Regions from separate parts of the Homo sapiens genome. Here region 1 is linked to region 2. Evidence: chromatin contacts called from ENCODE Hi-C or POLR2A ChIA-PET data. All regions are on one chromosome and are shown on one strand. Each heading gives the region's core, a stretch centred on a gene start or an enhancer-like site at or near the end of the contact. The rest is flanking DNA. Distances are from core to core; before and after follow the strand shown.

Region 1 (4,929 bases), core at 1,328-3,827, 37 kb after region 2:
AAATAAATAATAAAATCTAAAGATATCAGGTAACAAAATAGTAATGAATTATAAGATAACATCAAAGTAAAGAATAATACCTAGAGAAATCATCTTGCAGAGATTTGATTTTTTAAAACTATGCCTAAAGTTTACTCAAGGAAGAGCATCTGATAAGAGAGCTTTCCCCCCATAAACCAAGGACTGCAAAAGTGTGGATTATCAGAAGAGATCCGGTACATTCAGGGTGGTATGGCCATAGACAAGGGCTGGGTTATCAATGTAAGGGTGAGAGATAAGTCTCCTCTCCCGTACCCCTACCACCAGGAGCCAGCAAGGCAATTTGTCTTAGTGCCACGCTGGACAACCACAAAACCACAAAGATTTGTGGTTGAGAAGTTGCAACCACAAATCACCCCTCAATATTTGCAGCCCAAATTCATATTACTATTATAGCATGGTTCAAAAATCCTCAAATTATAAATTTGGTTTACAATGACCTTGGACTGGTGATGCTGACAAGAAAAAAATTTACATGGAAGAAAAACAATATCAACCCTCTCTAGATAAATTCACTTTATCCTGGAACTCAAAGAAATTTCACAAAAATGTTTCCAAGGAAAATGAGCAGCCTGTCACACAAGGAAACAAGGTACTGTGGTATGTTCGAGGAAGGTATGTTTGAGGAATGCCCCCAATTAATGTCCTGGGGACATTATTTAATGCTCTAGGGACATTATATAATGTCCCCAGAACTCATAAATCAATAAGAAAGAGATAAACAGCTTAATAGAAACACAAAGAAAAGTCCGTTCACAGAAAAGGGAAGGCAAGAAGTTAATGAAAGTAGGAATAATGACTGACCTCACTTATAATGAAGAACATGCAAATTAAAAAATGAGGTAACATTTACTTCACCTGTCAATTGGCAAAAATTAAAGCTGGATAATGGCAGAGATGATGAGATATGGGAAATGGATGCTGTTAGGTACTGCTGGTGGAAGTGGCACCATCAAAAACAGTGGAAATAGCAGATCACAGAAAGATATCTGAGGGGACTTCAGATCTCAGAATTATCAGGCTCAACTATATTTACTATGTACAAAGAAAAGCTTAAACATATCGGTAAATTCTTTTAAAAGATCGATCTAGAATATTTGGAAAAAATCAAATAGAAATTCTAGAAATGGAAAAAATATATTAATTAAAACAAAAATATGGGTGGCCAAGTGGGGAGGATTGCTCGAGCCCAGGAGTTTAAGACTAGCCTGGGCAACATAGTGAGACCCTGTCCTTACAAAACATTTTTTAAAGATTAGCTGGGTGTGGTGGCTCATGCCTGTAGTCCCAGCTATTTGGGAAGCTGAGGTGGATTGCTTGAACCCAGGAGTTGGAAGCTGTAGTGAGCTATGATAGCACCGCTGTACTCCAGCCTAGGTGACACAGCAAGACCTCGTCTCTTAAAAAACAAAACAAAACAAAACAAAAAAACAACAACTGTGGATTTTGTAGCACATTAGAAACAGCTGAAAAGTGGATTATTAATAAAAAGGTGAAGACATAAACCCAAGTCAAATATGGGCAGACAAGAAAAATATGAAAGTGGGACAGAGACATGGAGGATAAAGTGAGATGGTCTAACACCTATGTTATATTCTAGGAGTTCATTTACTCTATAAGTGTATATTTTTAGCAAATATTGTACCAGACACTTTGCAAAGTGCTGGAGAAGAGTAAGACAAGAGGGTTTCCTGTTTCCTGAGTGGATTCTGGAGTAACACTGGGCCACCCAGTTGAGACAGACTGCCTTCAGGCTGGACGCGGTGGCTTGCGCCTGCAGTCCTAGCACTTTGGGAGGCCAAGGGGGGAAGATCGCTTGAGTCCAGAAGTTGGAGACCAGATTGGGCAACATAGAGAGATCCCCCTCTCTGCAAAAAATTGAAAAAAAGTCCCAGCTACCCAGGAGACTGAGGTGGGAGGATTGCTTGAACTCAGGGCTTCGAGGTTGCAGTGAGCTATGATCTCACCACTGCACTCCATCCTGGGAGACAGAACAAGACTTCTCTCTCTCTTTCTCAAAAAACACAAACAAACAAACAAACAAAAACCCCCCACAAAAAACAGCTCCGATGCTGGCTCCTCCAGGAAGCCTTCCCTGACTACACATACACACACGCACGCACACTACCCGGGGTCAGGAGCCTCTTAAGTGAGCCGGTTAGATCCAGTGCGCCCCCTATCTCCTCTGCCCCTACGCCTCGCGCAAGGCCCTCGCAGCCGGAATAGTCGCGCATTGACCGACTGGACTCTAAAGCCCCTTGGGGCAGGTGCTGTGTCCAGTAGTGTATCTGGCGATGCACCGAGTCCTTTCCACGGAGGGCAAGCAGGTGAAATGGCACGGAAGTGGAAGGGGCCTAGCCACAGAGCGCCTCGAGCTGGGCAGTCAATCCTGGGGAAGCCCTGGTGGTCTTCGCCTCGCCGGGTTCGGAACAGCAGGCTGGGATCAGCAACCATCGAGACGCATCCGCCGAGACCTCCGAGCATCCTAGAGAGGACACGGAAGCGAGTCTTTCCTTACGCACCTGTCTAACAGCGTCCGCAGCTCACTTCCGGACCGCGGATAGCACTGGCGACCCTAGCGGGTGAGAGGCCCTTCAGGGCCGCGGCGGGTGAGAGCCTCTTCAGGGCCGCAGCGGGTGGCGGGCGAAGTGGTAAACGGGCGCGGGGACGGGTTTTGGTGCCGCTACGGGGCTCGGCGGCAGCGGGGTTGCAGTAGAGCCCGTCTCCCTCCGCTCAGCCCCGGCTGAGGGCGGCAAGTCTCTCAGGAGCTGCCTTCAGCGGCCCCGAGGCCCTGCGGGTCTGGACGCTGAGGGGCCGCCGCGCTGTAGGCTCAGGTAGGAGCGAGGCTGATCCCGCTCTGCCAGGCTTGGCTTAGTGCAGGGCTGGCCACGAACCCGAAGAGATCTTGAACCAAAGCAGAACTCTGTGCAAAGTGAAAGTAATCACATAGGACACTTATTTAAAGAATAGTGATGAGCCAGCCTGGTCAACATAGCGAGACCCTGTCTCTACAAAAATTGAAAAGTAGCCGGGCGTGGTGGCACGCGCCTGAGGTCCCAGCTACTCGGGAGGCTGAGGCAGGAGGATCGCCTGAGCCCAGGAGTTCAAGGTTGCACTGACTTACATTCATGCCGCTGCACTCCAGCCTGGGCAACATGGGGAGACCCTGTCTCTACAAAAATAAATAATTAGCTGGTCATGGTGGCACTCGCCAGTAGTCCCAGCTACTCGGGAGGCTGAGGTGGGAGGATCGCTTGATCCTAGGAGGCAAAGGCTGCAGTGATCGCACCACTGGTCTCCAGCTGGGGTGATAAAACCCTGAGATCCTGTCTCAGAAACAAAACAAAAGAGTCACAATGGGTGGGGGGAGATAAAGAATAGCAATGGGGCAATTTCTATTTGTCAAATGGCAGAGATAAAAGATGAATGAGGATCTTTCTTGCCTCCAGGGAATCTGTTAGAGGGAGACACATGGGTAAACATTTGCACTGTAGTGCATTAAATGCACTAGTGGAGTGAACCAATGCAATAGCTAGAAAGGAATGAAAGAGAAATCTCAATGTTGCAGAGTCAATGAATAGACTGAAAATATAAACTTGGTTTAAGTGGGGGTAGATAAATACACAAACTCACAATAGAATATTTAGCAGAAGCTTTGGGGTGTGCCTCCTGCCAGCTGCCCATTCTCTGCTCCAGTCAGGTGATCTTTCCGTTTTCTGACAAGCAGGATCTCCTTCCCCTGGTGCTTTGGACTTCCAAGTCTGTCTTCCCAGTCTAGGTCTTCCGCATAATCCACTTGGAGGTAAATAGGACTCATTCTCCAGTCTACTTCAAGCCTCTTCTTTTCCTTGAGTACTTGGACTTAGATTAGTTTTCTCTCTTTTTGACTTCACATTTTTTTTTCAATCTGTACCATGTATTTTGGGAGGCAGTTATCATCTAGTCTCTTTTTTTTCTTCTGAGAAGTAGGAGGAGTAGCACTCATCCTACAGAAGTGTTTTAAGTATTAGATGAAATATGTGTTCACATGCTTTCTAAAGAGTAAAGCCTGTACAAGTTAGAAATCTTTAGGTCATTTGTCATAATGGTATATATGTTGCTCCATTGTCTTTTTCAGGTTGAGCGCACCATCACATCTAAGCCATCAGCAAGTTTGTTGGTTTTAATCTCCAAAATACGTCTTGATTTTGTCTGACTCTTTGCCACCACCCTGATCTAAGCCCTTATCATCTGCTTGAATCACTGTAAGTGCCATTTCCCTCTTGCCACCTCTAGCCTATTCCCTGTCAACACACAGGCAGAATGACTTTTATAAAACATGTAGTTCCTCGCTAAAGTAAGAAATAAGAATAAAGTTCATAATTCTTTCTGTGGCGCAGGCTCTGGGTGATCTGGTTTCTGTCTGCCTCTGCCACCTCTTCTGGTGCAGCTCTGCTCGTCACTGCTGAAGCCACACTGGGATATGGCTTGTTCTTGGACACCCAGAGTAATTTCTTAGCCTCAGGGCTTTTGCCTGGAATGCTCTTAGAATGACTGACTCATTCTCATCCTTGAGTCAGCCTGGTATCATGTCTTTAGAAAAGCCTTCTTCAAGTCAGTTGCCCCCTGTTAACAGAGCACCCTACTTATTTTCTTTCTAGAACTTGTCTCCACTTGCAGTTTTTAAAAGAGTTGCTTCCATTTGACTTTTTCTGTCTGCTGTACCAGCATATGAGTTTCAGGAGGGTAAGCTCCCAGTGTGTCTTGTTTTCTATTTTATTTGTTGTTTCTGCCTGCCTCTTGTGTGTGTATATGTGTGTGTTTGTGTGTTGCATGTATGTTTCCTTTAGTATTGGAAGAGTAGGCCCTGGTGACTCACCCAGTTATAACCCATTATATATTATTCTCTGA
Region 2 (5,743 bases), core at 508-3,007:
ACATCTGTCCTTTTTCTAACATTTGTATCATATGAAACCACTTTTTTCTTCTTTTTTTTCAAACAGAATCTTGCTCTCTCGCCCAGGGTGGAGTGCAGTGATGTGATCTTGGCTCAGTGCAACCTCTGCCTCCCAGGTTTAAGTATTTCCTGCCTCAGCCTCCTGAGTAGCTGGGACTACAGGCACCTGCCATCACACCTGGCTAATTTTTGTATTTTTTGTAGGGACGGAGTTTCACCATGTTGGCCAGGCTTGTCTCAAACTTCTGACCTCAGGTAATCCACCCGCGTCAGCCTCCCAAAGTGCTGGGATTACAGGTGTGAGGGAATCACATTTTATATTCCCTTCAAAATACAAGTGTGTGAAGGAACCGGTGTTTTAATCCAAGAGTGTAAGAACGATTTCAAACAAATGGCACCCTTTACAAATAAAGAAACTACATACATTTAAAGCTTTATTTTGTGGACACTTCCTATTTACTCTCTGTTTTTAGAAAACTGTTAGCTATGGCTGGGTGTGGTGGCCCACGCCTGTAATCCCAGCACTTTGGGAGGCTGAAGCGGGTGGATCACAAGGTCAGGAGTTCAAGACCAGCCTGGCCAACATGGTGAAACCCCGTCTCTACTAAAAATACAAAATTAGCCAGGCGTGGTGGTGCTGTAATCCCAGCTACTCTGGAGGCTGAAGGAGGAGAATCGCTTAGAACCTGGGAAGCAGAGGTTGCAGTGAGTCGAGATTGCGCCACTGCACTCCAGCCTGGGCGACAGAGTGAGACTCTTGCCTTTAAAAAAACAACAACAACAAAAAACAAAAACGGTTAGCCTCTTGTATGTGTGTTTCATTTATGTTTATACATTTACAACCTGGGCATAATGAAAGCATTTGTTTTGTCTTTTCCCCATTTGCTCATATTACAATGACACAGTCTTCCTCCATTGTCCTTTGTGGGTGCAGTTAGATGCCCTCGCTCTGGTATGAGCAGGCCAGGGTTCAAATGCTGCCTTTGTTACATACCAAGTGCAGCTCTGGCATTTAGGATGGTAAAAAACAAAACCACCACCTGCACAGGACCGTTGTGAGGATTAATGAGATAGTGTCAGTTTAAGTGCTCCATAACTGGTAGTTGCTGTTTCTGAGTTTATCAGGAAACCCCTTATCACGAACAATTTGTCTCCTTAATCTTTTTTCTTCCTTTTCTGCTTCAATACATCTCATGCCTCTGGCAAACCCATACTCCTGGCCGGCTAGGTGGTTGGCTCTTGGCCCCTTCTCTAAGGCTTTTCTTGCCCGTTCCCCCTGCCTATTTATAGGTGGTGCAAAAGTAATTGCGGTTTTGCCATTTAAAAAATTGCAAAACAGCAATTACTTTTGCACCAACCTAATACACGCTCCAGGCCAAGCTGGGAGATGTTGGGGTGCACACAGGGAGAGGAGGACAGGCTGGCCTGTGGGTGAAGAGCGCGGGCCCCGCAGGGTCAACCCGGCCAGTGGTCACGAAAGGAGGTGGAGTGGGGGGAGGCGACATAGGGCAGGAAGAGGGGAGGACAAACGGGGTTCACATGGGGACCGTGGCGATGACACGGAAGGGACAGCCAGTTAGAGTCTAGGCCCACTTAGGCGATGAAGGGCAGGTGAAGAAATCCCGTTCCATCTTCCTGCAGTCCTCCCTTGGGGAGTCCACATCCTATCCTTCTCTGGACCGGGGCGGCTCCTGGAGGGACCGCGATCGAAATGAGGCCTCCGAGCCGCCCAGAGACTCCGAAGTGCGCGCAGCGGACCACGCGGTTTCCATGCGCCCCCTAGGGTGGGTGGGCTAGCTGTGCGCCCCAGTGCGGAGAACGGAGGAGGGGTCGGCCCCGTAGCGGCTGGAAACGCAGTTGGCGGCGGGGCCCAGCTTGCGGGGCTTCTGATCGCAGGGGCGGGGCCCGCCGCCGGTTTCTAAGGGCCTGGCAGAGTTCCTGCAGTCACGGTCAGGGGTCTTTGCTTTCGTCCATCCCCTCCTGGAGAAAGAACGCAGCTTCTAACGCCTTCTCGGTTGGGCACCCTTCTTGGGAAAGCTCCGCCTACCATTGCCCTTGTACCTGCCCTCTCTCTCCCTTTCCTGAAGTGACTGCCCGTCTCTAGCATCGTGTTGTGAATGTGTCGAGATTTTGGCGCTGCAGCAGCATCGGAGATTGGATCCAGCCCACGGAGAGGTCCCCAGACTCCATTTGTCCGCCCCAGGGCAGGGGCCTCGGAAGAGCAAGGGGGAGGAGCTAATCTAGCCGGCTGATCTTTGTGGCTTAGACAAAATTTAGAGTTTATTTGTCCCTCTGACCATGCTCTCAGATCAGATGGACAAGATTAGCCTTACACTTAGAAGCGTTGTGGTGCAAGACTAGTGACTTTTTTTTTCCCTTCCTTCCTTCCTTCCTTCTTTCCTTCTGTCCTCCCTCCCTCCCTCCTTCCCTCTCTTCCTTCCCTTTCTCCACCCCCCACCTTTTTTTTTTGAGACAGGGTCTCACTCTGTTGCTCAGGCTGGAGTGCAATGGCATGATCATAACTCACTGCAGCCTCGACCTCATGGGCTCAGGTGATCCTCTCACCTCAGCCTCCCAAGTAGCTGGGACTACAGGCCCACACAACCACGCCCGGCTTTATTTATTTATTTATTTATTTATTTATTTATTTATTTATTTATTTATTTTTAGAGACAGGGTCTCACTATGTTGCCTGGGCTGGTCTTGAACTCCTGATATTAAGCTATCCTCTCCCCTTGGCCTACCAAGATGCTAGGATTACAGGTGTGAGCCACTGTGTCTGGCCATGACATTTTGTTTTTTTCTTCTTTGTAACCTCAAGCTGTAGCCCATGTCAGTAAAGCCTGTTTCCTCTCTCGCTGTGTGGAACAAATCTGCAGCAGTGCTGTCTAGCTCTATTGTGAGGATCTGTTATACCAGCACCTGTTAACTTGCTTGGCATTTGGAGAAGCTAGGTAAATGTGTGAATGAATAAATGCACGAACCCAGCCAAGTATGTCCCATGAGCCAAGTACAAGAAGAGTGGACTCTTGTCCTACTCACACTCTCCTTCATCGTTAGGAAAGTGGCATTTTTCTACCCAAGGCATAAACTCTGAGAGTGGATACAATGGACAGGTCAGCCACCTGTTAAGAGAAATGGAAGTTAAAAGATTTATAACATTTTGATTTCAGTCTGCTGTCCCACCATTATCAGGTGTATGGCCATTTAAAGAAAATGAAGTTGGGGCCAGTCACGGTGGCTCACGGCTGTGATCCCAGCACTTTGGGAGGTTGAGGCATGCAGATCACTTGAGGTCAGGAGTTTGAGACCAGCCTGGCCAATATGGTGAAACCCTGTCTCTACTAAAAATGAAAAACAAATTAGCCGGGTCTGATGGTGTGTGCATGTGGTCCCAGCTACTCGGAGAGGCTGAGGTGGGACAGTTGCTTGAACCTGGGAGGTGGAGGTTGCAGTGAGCTGAAATTGTGCCACAGCATTCCAGCCTGGGCGACACAGTTAGACTCCATTTCCCGCCCCTCTGCCCCACAAAAAAAAAGTACACCGATATGATAGGGGAGTGTACTCCCTCTGCGATATTGCGAATAATATTGTCGTCTCCCTTTCTGGATATTAGGAGCAATATCAGAAGGAGGATACCCTGCAATATTGGAAGTAATATCATCCTCTACCACCCTGGATGTGTGTACACCTTTTGCAAAACTGGGAGTAATATTGTCTCCCCCCCCAATATTAAAAACAATATCACAGGGTGGGTGTACACTCCCTGCGATATTGGGGTTAACATCATCCTCTCTTTCCCTGATATTAACCACAATGTCAAAGTAGGGGTGTACACCCCCTGCGCTATTGGGAGTAATGTCATCCTTTCTCCCCCTGGATATTAGGAAATGTCTCAAGTGGGGTTTATACCCCCTGCAATATTGGGAATAATATCATCCTCTTCCCCCTGGATATTAGAAACAATATCACGGGGGGCGAGGTGTACATTCTCTGCGATATTGGGCATAGTATCATCTTCTCCCATCCTTAATATTAGGAACAGTATCACGGGGGGGTGTACACCCCCTGCGATATTGGAAGTAATATCATCCTCTCCTACCCTGGACATTAGTTATAATATCACAGTGCAGGTGTACACCCCCTGTGATATTGGGAGTAATATCATCCCCTTTTTTCCTGGATATTAAGAACAATATCACAGTGGGGGCGTACAACCCCTGTGATAATGGAAGTAATATTGTCCTCTCTTCTCCTGGATATTAGGAACAAAATCACATGGGGGTTGTACACCCTCTCCGATATTGGGAGTAACATCATCCTCTCCTACCATAATTATTAGGGACAATATCACAGGGGTGGTGTACACCTTCTGCGATATTGGGAGTAATATCATCCTTTCCCCATCTGGATATTTGGAACAATATCATGGGGGAGGGTGTATACCCCTTGTGATATTGAGAGTAATATAATCCTCTCCCCACCTAAATATTAGAAACAATATCATGGGGTGGGGTGTACACCTCCTGCAATATTGCGAGTAATATCATCCTCTTTCCCCCCTGCATATAAGGAACAATATCACGGGGTGGGGGGTACACCCCCTGCGATTTTGACAGTATTATCATCGCCTCCCCCCTTGGATATTAAAAACAATATCACAAGGGAAATATAACCTCCCTGTGATATTGGGAGTAATATCATCCTCTCCCTTTCTGGGTATTAGAAATAATATCAGAGAGTGGGTGGTCACCCCCTCCGATATTGGGAGTAATATCCTCTCCCCTTCTGGATATTAAAAGCAATATCATAGTGAGGGTGTACACCCTCTGCGATATTGGGAATAATGTCATTCTCTCCACCTGTGGATATGACAAACAATATCACAGTGGGAGTGTACACCCTTTGGGATATTGGGAATAATAACATCCTCTCCTACCCAGGATATTAGGAATAACATCGAAGGGGGATGTACATGCCCTGCGATATTGGGAGTAATATCATCTTTTCCCTCCCTGGATATTAGAAACAATATCACAGGGGAGGTGTACACCTTCTGCGATATTGGAAGAAATATCATCCTCTCCCAACCTGGATATTAGGAACTGTATCACAGGGGAGGTATACACCCCCTGCGATATTGGGAGTAATATTTTCCTCTCCTCCCTGGATATTAGGAACAATATCACGGGGGTGTACACCCCCTTCAATATTGAAAGTAATATCCTCTTTTCCCCTGGAGATCAGGAACAATATCAATGGAGGGTGTACACCCCCTTCAATATTGGGGTAATATCATCCTCTCCTTCCCTTGATATTAAAAACAGTACCACAGGGATGTGTACAACCCCTGCGATTTTGAAAGTAATATCATCCTGTCCTCTTCTGGATATTAGGAAGACTATCACAGGGGTGTGTGTACACCCTCTGCGATATTGGGAGCAATATCATCCTCTCCCCCCTGGATATTATAAACAATATCACAGGGGTGGTGTACACCCCTGCAATATTGGCAGTATATCATCATTTCCCCCGCTCCCAGATATTAGGAACAATATCACGGTGGGGGGGTGTACACGCTCTGTGATATTGGGAGTAATATCATCCTCTCTCTCTCTGGATATTAGGAACAATATCACAGGGAGGGTGTACACCCCCTCGATATTGAGTAATATTTTCTCCCCCACTGGAAATTAGGAACAATGTTACAGAGGGGGTGTACA

What was found. Hi-C counts contacts between places; a loop is a spot of excess contacts on that map. ChIA-PET counts read pairs that join two places held with the same protein, here RNA polymerase II (POLR2A). Pooled maps may share reads with other maps.
Region 1: a map of CD4-positive, alpha-beta memory T cell shows a loop between it and region 2 (4-fold over the local background). The contact joins the promoter of ZSCAN25 here to the enhancer-like site in region 2. A Hi-C loop is called at or near these places in 4 of 168 maps with a recorded cell type or tissue (CD4-positive, alpha-beta memory T cell, CD8-positive, alpha-beta T cell, GM12878 and 1 more), 1 of 37 single-sample maps with no recorded cell type and 11 of 50 pooled maps. POLR2A ChIA-PET finds 5 or more read pairs at or near these places in 14 of 52 experiments (A673, CD4-positive, alpha-beta T cell, CD4-positive, alpha-beta memory T cell and 10 more).

What each region holds. Positions count from the first base shown.
Region 1 is chr7:99,614,369-99,619,297 of GRCh38, forward strand. It overlaps ZSCAN25 (zinc finger and SCAN domain containing 25), which reads left to right and starts at 2,578. Exons shown (of 8, transcript NM_145115.3): 1 at 2,578-2,648; 2 at 4,157-4,283; 3 at 4,680-4,764. RefSeq lists enhancers at 1,724-2,703, 2,294-2,613.
Region 2 is chr7:99,578,492-99,584,234 of GRCh38, forward strand. No RefSeq gene overlaps it. Among named protein-coding and RNA genes, the nearest start is that of TMEM225B, 17 kb to the right of the region's middle. Within about 2 kb of position 1,758, at least 9 of the 41 ENCODE cell types and tissues checked have a DNase peak (open chromatin) inside an H3K27ac peak, as active enhancers do; they include CD8-positive, alpha-beta T cell, where a contact is called at or near this core.